Linked DNA regions of Homo sapiens: region 1 is linked to region 2. The links are chromatin contacts, found by Hi-C or POLR2A ChIA-PET in ENCODE. All regions are on one chromosome and are shown on one strand. The core of a region is the stretch at or near the end of the contact, and the rest is flanking DNA. Distances in the headings are between cores, read along the strand shown. Region 1 holds the start of GZMK (granzyme K). Region 2 has its middle 38 kb from the start of GZMK.

Evidence for each region. Hi-C counts contacts between places; a loop is a spot of excess contacts on that map. ChIA-PET counts read pairs that join two places held with the same protein, here RNA polymerase II (POLR2A). Pooled maps may share reads with other maps.
Region 1: a loop to region 2 is called in a map of natural killer cell, with 2.9 times the contacts of the local background. The contact joins the promoter of GZMK here to the enhancer-like site in region 2. A Hi-C loop is called at or near these places in 6 of 168 maps with a recorded cell type or tissue (CD4-positive, alpha-beta T cell, CD4-positive, alpha-beta memory T cell, CD8-positive, alpha-beta T cell and 2 more) and 11 of 50 pooled maps. POLR2A ChIA-PET finds 5 or more read pairs at or near these places in 19 of 52 experiments (CD4-positive, alpha-beta T cell, CD4-positive, alpha-beta memory T cell, CD8-positive, alpha-beta T cell and 12 more).

What each region holds. Positions count from the first base shown.
Region 1 is chr5:55,021,849-55,027,351 of GRCh38, reverse strand. It overlaps GZMK (granzyme K), which reads right to left and starts at 3,096. Exons shown (of 5, transcript NM_002104.3): 1 at 2,966-3,096; 2 at 2,545-2,692. The coding sequence starts at 3,029. It overlaps LOC102467081 (a long non-coding RNA gene), which reads left to right and starts at 3,183. Exons shown (of 3, transcript NR_104662.1): 1 at 3,183-3,423; 2 at 4,640-4,724.
Region 2 is chr5:55,059,627-55,065,459 of GRCh38, reverse strand. No RefSeq gene overlaps it. Among named protein-coding and RNA genes, the nearest start is that of GZMK, 38 kb to the right of the region's middle. Within about 2 kb of position 2,864, at least 3 of the 41 ENCODE cell types and tissues checked have a DNase peak (open chromatin) inside an H3K27ac peak, as active enhancers do; they include CD8-positive, alpha-beta T cell and natural killer cell, where a contact is called at or near this core.

The DNA.
Region 1 (5,503 bases), core at 1,847-4,346, 38 kb after region 2:
GGAGAAGAACTTGGCTGTCAGAGAGGGAGGTCTTCCCAGTCTTATCTCGTCAACATCAGATTAGTTCCTTGGTTATTACCATGGAAGGCACAGATAATTGTATAACAATACTCGATAACATCTATTAAGTTCTTTGTGTTCTGTGCTAAGCATTTTACAAAGCTTCCCTCATTTAAACCGCACAACAGCGTGGTGAGATAGGTATTATGACAATCCCCATTTTATAGATGAAGAAATTGAGGTTCAGGTAAACGAATAAACTTGAGGACCTTTGCCTCCAGGAGGCAAATTCGGGCAGGATTAAAGCTCAGTTGGCTTGAATCTAGAGCCTGAACATTGAACCATTTTGTTCCAGGAGCCTTGAGCATTTGAGATGGAGTGAGGCCATGTGGAAGGGGCTGTGGAAGGTTCCATCTAACAACTTGCTAGGCAGGTTGGGGCAGGAGGAAGTGCTCTGTGAGAGGGGCCTGGGAGAGAATCAGGAGAACAGGGTACAACAGCTGGTGAGAGTTTTGCTTCTGGTAAGTTAAAATGCTGAAAATAAGTTTGTACAGGACATTTTTTATCAATTTCCTTTTATATTTGACATGGCAACTAATAAAGGGGCCAGAATATTGAGGGAGGAGATGTGTGGATGGCTGGTGAGAAGGGAGCACTCCCAGGTTTGGCCCTCTTCAAAATTTTGCTGAGAGAGAGGCTTGGGGCAAACTATTCCCACAGGATACTGGGGAGTACATTTGTGGGAAGCCACCATTGAGCTATTTTGTAAATATTTTGAATTTCATAAAGCTTAATATTTTTCCAACCACCGATCTGCCTACTTTTTACACCCAAGTGTCCTGTAGAGGAAATTTGATCTACATATTTTGCAGTTCTTTATACCCCAGCCATTTAAAATGATATTTAGCAATAGTTTGTTTTAAGAAAAAAAAAACAAAACACAAAAAACTCCAAGACCTCTCTCCAGTCTTTTGTCAATAATCTCTTTCCCCAATTTGGGAATCCGCTTCTCGTGAGTTAAATCCACTTGACAAAATTTAAAATTCAACTTAGTGATATTATTTAATTTCCTATAACACTTTATGGCTAGTGAAGCACTTTTTCATACACCATGTTTCAGGCCTAGCCAAAGAAAGAAAGAAAGAAAGAAAGATCTTTCAGTGTATTTCTTTCTTTCCATCCAAAGTTTGTTGAACATTTAGAAGTCAAGCTCTGTGTCTGGGGAGGTTATAGACCATTTGAATGTGTATTATGAGCATATTTGAAGATGTGCATATTTTGCATCAAATGAACATTCGCTGACAGTTCCCCACTCTGTCTCTCTGATCTCGAGGGGGCAAATGCCCTGGAGAAGAGAGAAGTGATGGGGATGAGAGTGTGATTTCTATGAGGGCAAGAACCCTGTGTAAATGAAGTAACCATATTAAATTGGAAATCAGTGGCTTGCTATTTAGAGATAGCAGAAGATCTCCCAGTTTGCAGGCTTCAAAACTTCCAATTTGTGATCAAACAGTTCCATTTAAATGGGGTAATCAGACAAAACCCCCAAAGCATAGAAAAGCAAATCAATTCAATTGTTCTGTTTAGATATAGACAATGCCTGGAGAGCAAACCATTACAGCTAAGAGAGATCTTTAAGTGAAAGAAAAGGAGAAGGCTCCATTTCAGCTTATTAGGTAAGAAACATAAGGAAACATATATACAAACAAAAAACAAAACCAAAAACCCAAGCAAACAAACAAAACAACAAATACCAAATTAGTTTTCTACTGGCATTTCCTTTTGTGATGGTTGCAGCATCCCAAGAGGGGTTTTGTGCTTTATTAGCTGAAGTAAGAGAATCCTAGGCTGAAATGGACTTTGGAAGGTTTTACTCTGTCTTCAGAAAAGCTTTCATTCTAAGTATCCTAGAAAATAACTCTCTCATTATCTTTCTCTTTCTAGAAGTCATCAATAACTTGTTTTTTTCCACCTAGGAAAGTTGTAAGTGGTGAGTAGCTACTGTTAGGTAGCTACTGTTAGGAGTGGCAAAGTAGGCTTCTCATGCGTATAATACTAATGATAATAGCTGCAATTTTTTTGTGCTTACTAAATGTGCCAAGCATGCTAAAATACTTAAACAGATACTATTTAATTCTCAAAACCCACAAAGCAGGTATGATATGATTATTACCCCTTTGTAAAATGGGGAAGCTCAGAGCACAGAGCAAGCTCAGGTTGTCTGATTTCCTTTTGAGCAGTGTGATCTAACAAGGTCAAGAGTACTGCTGCTTCAAGTATTACTGTTGCTGTGTTCCCTGCATTATACAGAGGACTTGAATTTGTCTAATGTCTTGCCTGGGAAAAGCAGCTCAGTTCTCTCTGAAAAGGAAAACCCAAGACAGAAAGCGTGGATGTGGAAGAAGGTAAATAAACGCCACCAGTTGGTCAGTAACCACAGAAGCTAACAGTAGATCAAATTCTCATTCAGGAGAGGTAAGCTTCTCTTGTACCTATAATAACTTTCAGAAAAAACACATGTCTGGAAAAGTGTGGAGGACTCACCGATATTGGCAGTGGGCTGCTGTCAGCACCCACTGTGGATCAATCAGAACACCTCCACAAACGTGATGTCCGCCATACTGGATGGAGGCCATAAATGGCCTGGAATGAGGTGACACTTCTTTCCCTCCAATAATTTCCATATTGAAACCTACAAAAGTAGACCAAAAGGTTTCACACAAAAGATCTAAACTACTGTTTCATGTAATTCTTCCAATGACAGTCACTATATTATTTTCAAAGCTTAAAAAACAACAATAACCCTACCTAAAAGCTACAATAATTTTACTGATGAAAAATTTGTATAATACATTACAGTTCAGAAAGATAGGAATGATTGTGAAAATAATTTTCATCTATAATATAACAATATAGTCAGTAGAAATTCATTTAATGTTTACATGTAGATATAGGAGATACTTACACACATGAGTCATATAAGCCCCAACTATTAGGAAAAACAGAGAAAAGGAAGAAAACTTAGTCATTTTAAAGATTTAGATTTAAGAAGCCCAGATGAAATGTGTTGATCCTGTGATGAAGGAAGAAGATTCTGAAGACTGAGTTTTGTTCTTGTAAGTTTTGACTTTCTCACCACAGGTGCTCTAGGGGTAAGATTTTTTTTCACACCTAGGTGTAAACGTTATGTATCAGTTTGGGGACTTTCAGGTCTGTGCTTTTAGCACTTTTTTGTTTTGTTTTGTTTTGAGACGGAGTCTCTCTCTGTCGCCCAGGCTGGAGTGCAGTGGCGCGATCTCGGCTCACTGCAAGCTCTGCCTCCTGGGTTCACGCCATTCTCCTGCCTCAGCCTCCCGAGTAGCTGGGACTACAGGCGCCCACCACCACATCCGGCTAATTGCTTTTAGCACTTTTTTGGGAGAGGTATGTATGCCATAAAGAACTCATATCTGGAGATACCATCTCTAATACCTGTATCAGAGTACTTATGCTATAAAGAAAATTTATACTATATGTGTATATAATATTTATAAATGAAAAATATCCATGCCATAAGAATGTAATGAAGTTGCAGACAGAGTTCAAAGATGTCCATTGCTCTCAAGCAATACTTACTATTTTTCCTGGCACAAAATGGTGCCTATCATATTTCATTCTTCTCTCTTTTTCATTTGGACATAGATTTATGATGAAGAGAGACATGGACCTTGCACAGATTATGGTTACTTCACAATGTGGCTTAGCTAAAGCCTGAGCACCAACCAGAGAAAACCATATGTTTTGCAGCAAACATCCCTACTCATGTCGTTTCTCTAAGTTTGCCCAAATTTGGTTAAATTTTAGTTACATTTTTGTGAGATTTCATAATGTTGTTAAAGGTGAACATTGGCAACTATTTTTGATTCAGAGTCTCTCTTTTACTCATTTTTAATTGAAAATGGCCATGTGTTTTTCCAGGGACTTAATAATAATGTCTTTTAAAAATAAAGGACTGCATTTTGTAATTCTTCCCAGGAACAGATGACAATGCATTGCCAGGCCTTCAATACAAAAGGTATTAGACTCAAGATTCTACAAGATTCTGTTTGTGCCAGACACTGATCAGCAGTGCAAATATAAAATGAATACAAACAGATCACGCATCAGAATGCCAATCACTTCCTAGTAACACTGATCAAAATTTGCATTAAATCAACAGATCTTTCTTTTAAGAGGTATGCATTTTATCTTCCATTCATTTTAGAAAGGAGAATTAAAATCCAGAGCTATTATGCTCGGCAGATTGCAAGAGACTCCTTTCAAATTGTTTTCTAGCACAAAGAGTAGGAATAATAAAAAATAATACTATAATTATGTATTATTCATTATAACTTAATAATATATAAGTAAAATACCTTATTTCCAAAATTCTTTTTATATGATCATTTATGGTTTCATGTCTATGTCTTTGAGGAAAGCAGGACAACTTATGTTACAATGGAAGAAATAAGTTCCAAGAGGCTAAGTAATTTGCCCAAGGCAACACAGCTTATGACCTAGACCAAATCACCTGCCTGACCTCCCTGTATGTTAAGTTGTATGTGAATGAGTACCCTCCCAGAACACAGAATTTTATAAAAAACCTGCTTTCCTTGTACAGGTGTGTGGCAACAGTAAAGCTTTCTACATGTTAAACAGAATGAACAAAACCAACGCAGAGCAGTGACTTCCTGTCAGAGCAGAAGGTGAGATAAGGAGGAGCCAGATTAAGAAAAGCCACAAGCTTAATAAACCAAACTTATTACTCCCACTCAAATGTCCCTGTGAATTTTCAAGTCATCTTTGTCACTGTTGATGTACCTTGGATGCTCTACTGTGTGCCATTGTTCCACATTGGAAGGCAGACAGGATGGCGTCAGTTCCCTGCTACATCCCAGTGATGCTGGGATCGTAAGGAAGATGGTGTGTGACAGGTAGAAGTGATCCAAACTCTAAGGAAGAAATAAATTGTAAAGGACGAAGCTTTGTGTGTGTGTGTGTGTGTGTGTGTGGCGGGGGAAATGGGAATGGTTACAAACATCTCTCAGCTGCTTATTTCTGAGTAGTAAGGATTAATGTCCACATAGCGTTGTACAAATTGCTGAACGTTTTTAGCTGTATTTCCAGGGAAGTGGTTGTCATTAGTCTTGTTTTATGGATAAATAAACTGAAATTCAGGGACTTGCTTGAGATTACCGAGCTAGCAGGTGGCCCTTAAGCTCCTATGTGCTGGCTCCCGGCTCTATGTTCCTTTCAACCTGGCTACATGCCTGCCTCCTTTGAGAAGTCCCTGGGGGTTTAGGGGCTCTGAGACACAAGCTAGCTGTGCAGAAGAGAAAAAGGATTTAGCCATACACACTGCGTGTAATTAGACATGGGTGAGATTTAGTTCAGTTGGGAAGAGTCTCATAACTCTTTCTTGTAGCTGACCTAGAAAATTCTGAGAATCATGTTGGTTAATAGTAATGAGTTATTTGGTTTTGGC
Region 2 (5,833 bases), core at 1,615-4,114:
GAGACTGAAAGCCAGGACTAGAACAGACTCTTGTACAGCATTATTCTCAATAACCAAAAGGTGGATATAACCCAAATGTCCTTCAACAGATGAGTGGATAAACAATGGAATATTACCCAGTCATAGGAAAGGATGAAGATTTGATCCATGCTACAATGTGATAAACCTTGAAGACATTGTGCTAAGTGAAATAAGCCAGATCAAGGGACAAATATTGTATGATTCTAGTTACATAATATACCTAGAATAGGCAAATCCATGGACACAGAAAGTAGATTAGAAGCTATGAGGGGCTAGAGAGAGAGGGGAACGAGGAGTTGTTGTTTAATGATTACAGAGTTTCTGTTTAGGGTGATGAAAAAATTTTAGAAATACATAGTAGTGATGGTTGCATAACATTGTGAATATAATTAATGCCACTGAATTATACAATTAAAAATGGTTAAAATGGCAAAGTTCGCTACCTACATTTACAAAAATTTTTCAAATTAATAATGTAATATACCCGAAATCATTGAACTGTACATTTTAAATGGTAAATTCTATGGTATGGAAATTATATCTCAATAAAGTGGTTAATAAAAAAGAAATGAGGGGACTGTGCAAGTGATCATGAGAGGCGCAGAATAGTGAGAGGCAGTGAGTGGCCTCGTGGGATGACATGAGATGCAGACCTTCCATTGGGCTGGGGAGCAGGGGTGGGCAGAATGGTCTAGCAGCTTCATTACGTAGAAAACCCACCACATAGAAACCTCCAGTCCTAGACCACATCTAACTGACCAAATTGCAACCAGAAAGATTTGGTGGGAACCCCATAAAAGTCTGTTCTCATGACAAAGTTCATTCTAAGTCCACAGGTCAGAAAATCAAGCAAGTTGCAATTACCTTTCTCCCACCCACCCCACTTCAGGGAAATCCTGTTCCTACACATCCTTCACCAGATGCAGGGTGTAGGGCTGCCCCTGTCCTGCACCAAAAGAATCAGACTCAGATATGACTCTGATGTTAGAATTATCAGAAAGAAAATTTAAGTAGTAATGATTAATATATTAAAGTGTCCAGTGCAAAAGGGGGATAGCATGGATGAACATATAAGGGTATTGACAGAGAGATGGAGACCATAAAAAGGGACCAAATGGAAATGCTGGAGATGAAAAACACAGTGAAAGACTAATAACTTTGTTATTCTCAGTAGCAGACGTGACTGTGCTGAGGAAGTAGGGTACTTGAAGACAAGTCAGTAGAAATTGCCCCAACTGAAGCACAAAGGAAAAAAAGTGAAAACCAAGACAAAACAAAAATAAACTCAGAGCAGACTATCCAAGAGCTGTGGGACAATATCAAACTAACAGTGATGTAATTGGAATCCCAGTCAGAAAACAGGCAAGGAGACTGAAGAATATTTGAAGAGATGACGAATAGAGTGAACATTTTATCCACAGTGAAGGAATGAAAGGCTTTGCACTCTTTGTTAACCTGGGCCTACATTTGCAGTCTGATTCTTTGTTTCATTAATCTGATCTACTTGGACAAACTTACCTTTCTAATTCAAGTTTTAGAACATGATATATTCATTTATTCCATTTAAAATACATATGAAGTATCTAGTTACTTTCTGAATTGATTGTATGGTCTAAATGAGGACCAGACTAGCTAGTCTCTAGTGCTGCGGTCAGGGAAAAGAGTAGGACTTTAGAAAGAAGATAGCCATGGCTCTAAATTCTGGCCCTGCTGTTTAATGTCTATGTCATATCTGAGCACAGCAGTACCTAGTTTATGAGGCTGTTGAGAGGATTACGGTAAAGTAATTGTTCTGACTGTGAAATACTTGGTTTGGAGTGGTCCCAGGCCTTCCCACGTTTCCTTCCTGTTTTCCAGGTGATGATGAACTGGTTGTCAGGGTAGAGAGGTACTAAGGTAAAGTGTTGCATGGCACATAGTTGGCACTCAGCAAATGTCAGTGCACCTCCTATACCCTAACTAAACCTGGACTCACCCCCAAATCATAATTGTTGCCAGATGCATCCCCGAGGGCAAAGCTGATTTCCTCTTTGTTATGATTGACGTGGGGGATGGATGGAGCCAGAAGAGAGAAGGTCTCCAAGTGAGTCAGAGCCTGGATGGGCTATGCTGCCTGTCTCATTTCCCAGGAATTACAGACTTTGTCATCCTTCCTTCTAGCTTCTCTCAGCACCTAGAGACCCAGGGTTTTAGCCCAAAGCAACATATGAGGCAGTACCTGCCCCGTCAGAGGGGATAGTGCTCTCTTCTAATTTCTCTGCCCCCAAACAGCCACATGCCTGTTTGATTTTCTGTGAACACACATACAAAAGATTATAGTATAAGACATTTATAAATTGACCTTTCAAAAGTAGTTGAATTGGCAAAATTTGATAGTTAACTGGTGATAGGGGCTGACAGATATGGAAAGGTTTCTACATTATTCTCTGTACTTTTGGAGTCCTTGGTGGCTTACCTGTGCTGTCTATATTAATTGTACCTTTGACAGGAGAGTGACCTTATAATATATTAATATATTCTTGCCATTCATTTTAGAGAGATGATTAAACTTGACCAGTTCACCAAATATCCTGTATCAACATTCTGACAGGATTTGACTAATTACAGTGAATTACAATGTAAAAAGATATCCAGCCTAGAGTATTTTAAATGTTTATTCTGCATTTATTTGGACTTTTTGGAGTTATTTTATTGATAGTATATGGGACAGGTGAGTTTTTTTTTGGTCTGAGTGAACTTGAGAAGCATATAGGCATATTTGACTTTTTATAGTGTTTACAGAGAGCAATACAGCCACAGTGTTTGTGGTTATGTACTGAACCACTTGAAAGCACAGCTGTTGGGCAGAGTGGTAGCTCGCTAGCTGTTTGAGTTAGATACACCACATCTTACTATAATAAATAGTAAATATTTAGAGGCTAAAAACCATATCTTACATTATGGGAGAATAGAATAGAACTAATTATTGGGACTTCTGGGGGCTCTTGGCAATTTGGATTAGTTTTTGCTTTGTCCACCAGATCACTTCATTAAAAACGATGTAAGTACTTCTCAAGGAAGGTATTTAAGGGTAAGTGGATAATAAGAACTATTTATTTTCTTAATTGGCATCTAAAGAGGGATGCAGGGGAGTCCCAGGGTGCCCTGGGCGGCAGGATGGGATGCGGGGTGTGGTGGGATGTGGGTTGCGGTGTTGGGGAATGGAGCGGGTGAGAGCGTGTGCATATGCATGTGTGCAGGATGCTGACCGAATGTGAAAGTGAAGGCTCGATTCAGATGTCTTCAGCTAAAATAAAACATTTCAACTAAGCTGATAAAATCATGAATGAGGTATTCATGAGGAGATGTTAGTGTAGAAAAATCTCCAGAGTGGCACTTTTTAAAGAGTAAAGATGGAACAGTATTTATCATGTAGCTTGCCCAGCAGGTTTATGTTGGAGCTGGGATTAGGACCCAGGTAATTGGCACTTCTTGCCTGATGCCCCAAGACACTTCCCGATCAAGTTCATGGCATTGTACCAGGTATTAGGGGATGGTGGTACAATTCCAGTCTCTTGCCCTCTGGGAGATTATAGTCATGTAATATGCAGCTAGACCAGTGTTTTCTTTCTTTCTTTTTTTTTTTTGAGAGGAAACTTGCCCACCTCATTGAATCTTCTGTGGAAAACTAAAATATAAAATAGATGAAAGTCAGAGCTGCTCTGACTATGTGTGTATACATGTGGGGGTCCCAAGTCTTACCACCCCAGCCTCCTCCTCATAGCTCCTTCTCCTTCTTGGGTGATAGGGCTCTAGGGAACAGCTGGGAAGTTTGTGATCTATCCTCAGGCTCCTATGTTGGAAGGGACTGTGAGGCACAGGGATGGGAATGTGCAGAGAGAGGGCTCTGTGGGGCTTATTGCCTGCCTGGTGTTTCCACCGGGCAGGGGTTTGATGAAGATGACATGTCCTCCCAGTGCAGCATCTATTTCCTTCAGTGACGGGGGAGCAGGGGTATTAGAATAACTAATGGTGGCACAGCTTTTTTCCAGGCTTGTTGGACTTTTCTTGTAGAATTTCATTTATTTATTCATTGGTTTAATTATTTATTCATTAATTTGTGAGATATTTACTGAGTTCTTGTTCTGAGACAGATGCTGAACTAACATACTCTGGGGGAGGGGACCAATAGGCTAGCCTGAAAACTGCCTTCCTTGAGGGCTTCCTGAACAGATTTTGACAACCATTCTGAAGAGGGCAGGTGAACCAGCTCTCAACATAGACACCACTGGCCAACCCGTGTTGCCAACTCTTTCTGGACATTGAAGGCTCCTGGCTTTTCTTCACCAACATTAGAAACACACAACTGCAAGTGAACTGTATCTTGGCGGAAGAGCTCAGGTCAAACTGTTGTATTTTTGGATCGAATGCTGGCTTTATTCTAGCACGAGGAAGACTTTGGGTGTGAATGAATTTAGAGTAAGGATGGCAAGAACATCAGAGAGCCCCAAAATGTCTATTGCTATTTTCACAGGCTCTAGATGCTATTTCAAAAAGCTAAGTATGTACAGCATGGCAGATATTGAGGAAATTAATGTACATCTTTTTTGCTTAAAAAACTTCATGTTGTGGCCTGTAATAGTTCATTTGCTTATTTTTATTTTTAAATTTTTTGCAGGATTCTTTTTATTAAAGTAAGACTTATACAAATGGAATTTACCATTTTAACCATTTTTAAGTGTACAGTTTGATGGCATTAAGTCCATTTACATTGTTGGGCAACCGTTGCTACCAGCCATCTCCAGAGCTTTTTTCATCTTCCAAAATTGAAACTGTATACTCATTAAACAATAACTCTCCATTCCCCACTCTCTCAGCCCCTGGAAACTACCCTTCTTTCTGTCTCTGTAAATTTGACTACTCTAGGTACCTCATATAAGTAGAATTATACAGACAGTATTTGTTCTTTTGAGACTGGCTTATTTCACTTAGCATAATATCCTCAAGGCTCACCTATGTAATAGAATATGCCATATTTCCTTTTTATGGCTGAATAATATTCCATTATATGTACAGACCACACTTTATCCATTCATGCATTGATAGACATTTGGGTTGCTTCCATCTTTTGTTTACTGTGCATAAAGCTACTCTTAGCAGGGGAATATGAATATTTATCTGTTTAAGTCCCTGCTTTTAATTCTCTTGAGTATATACCCAGGAGGGGAATTGCTGGATCATATGCTAATTCAATTTAAATTTTTTTGCTGAACTACCATACTGTTTTCCACAGTGGCTGCACAATTTACATTCCCACTCAACAGTGGGCAAGGGTTCTGATCTGTCTACATCTTCCCCAATACTTGTCACTTTCTTTCTTTTAATTATAGTCATCTTAATGAGTGTAGAGTGAATGAACAACTTTTGAACAAAAACAATGCATTCATCTTTCTACAATGTTAATTATAAAACAATTTAATACAACTCTTAGGTACCTATTCTAAGTTTCACATGAGTGTTATACTAACTGACTTCTTTCTAAAACTTGGACAATTAAAGTCTGTTCTCAAAGCAAATAGAAAAATGGTAGTATAGTAATATGATGAAATATTATACAGTTATTTCACCTGATTCTCTTGTGCCATGACCACACAACCTCAGGACTTCCCATTCATATGCTTGCTATCCAGTCACTTCCAACTGTAAGCACCTGCAAATCTTTGCCAATGAGCTTTCTCTGAGTGTCAAAGCCCTCTGAGCCCCTTCGCAGAGCAGCCTTAAAATGCTGAGGATTAAAACCCCCTGGAAGCATCTCTCAGCCATTTGCCGATGG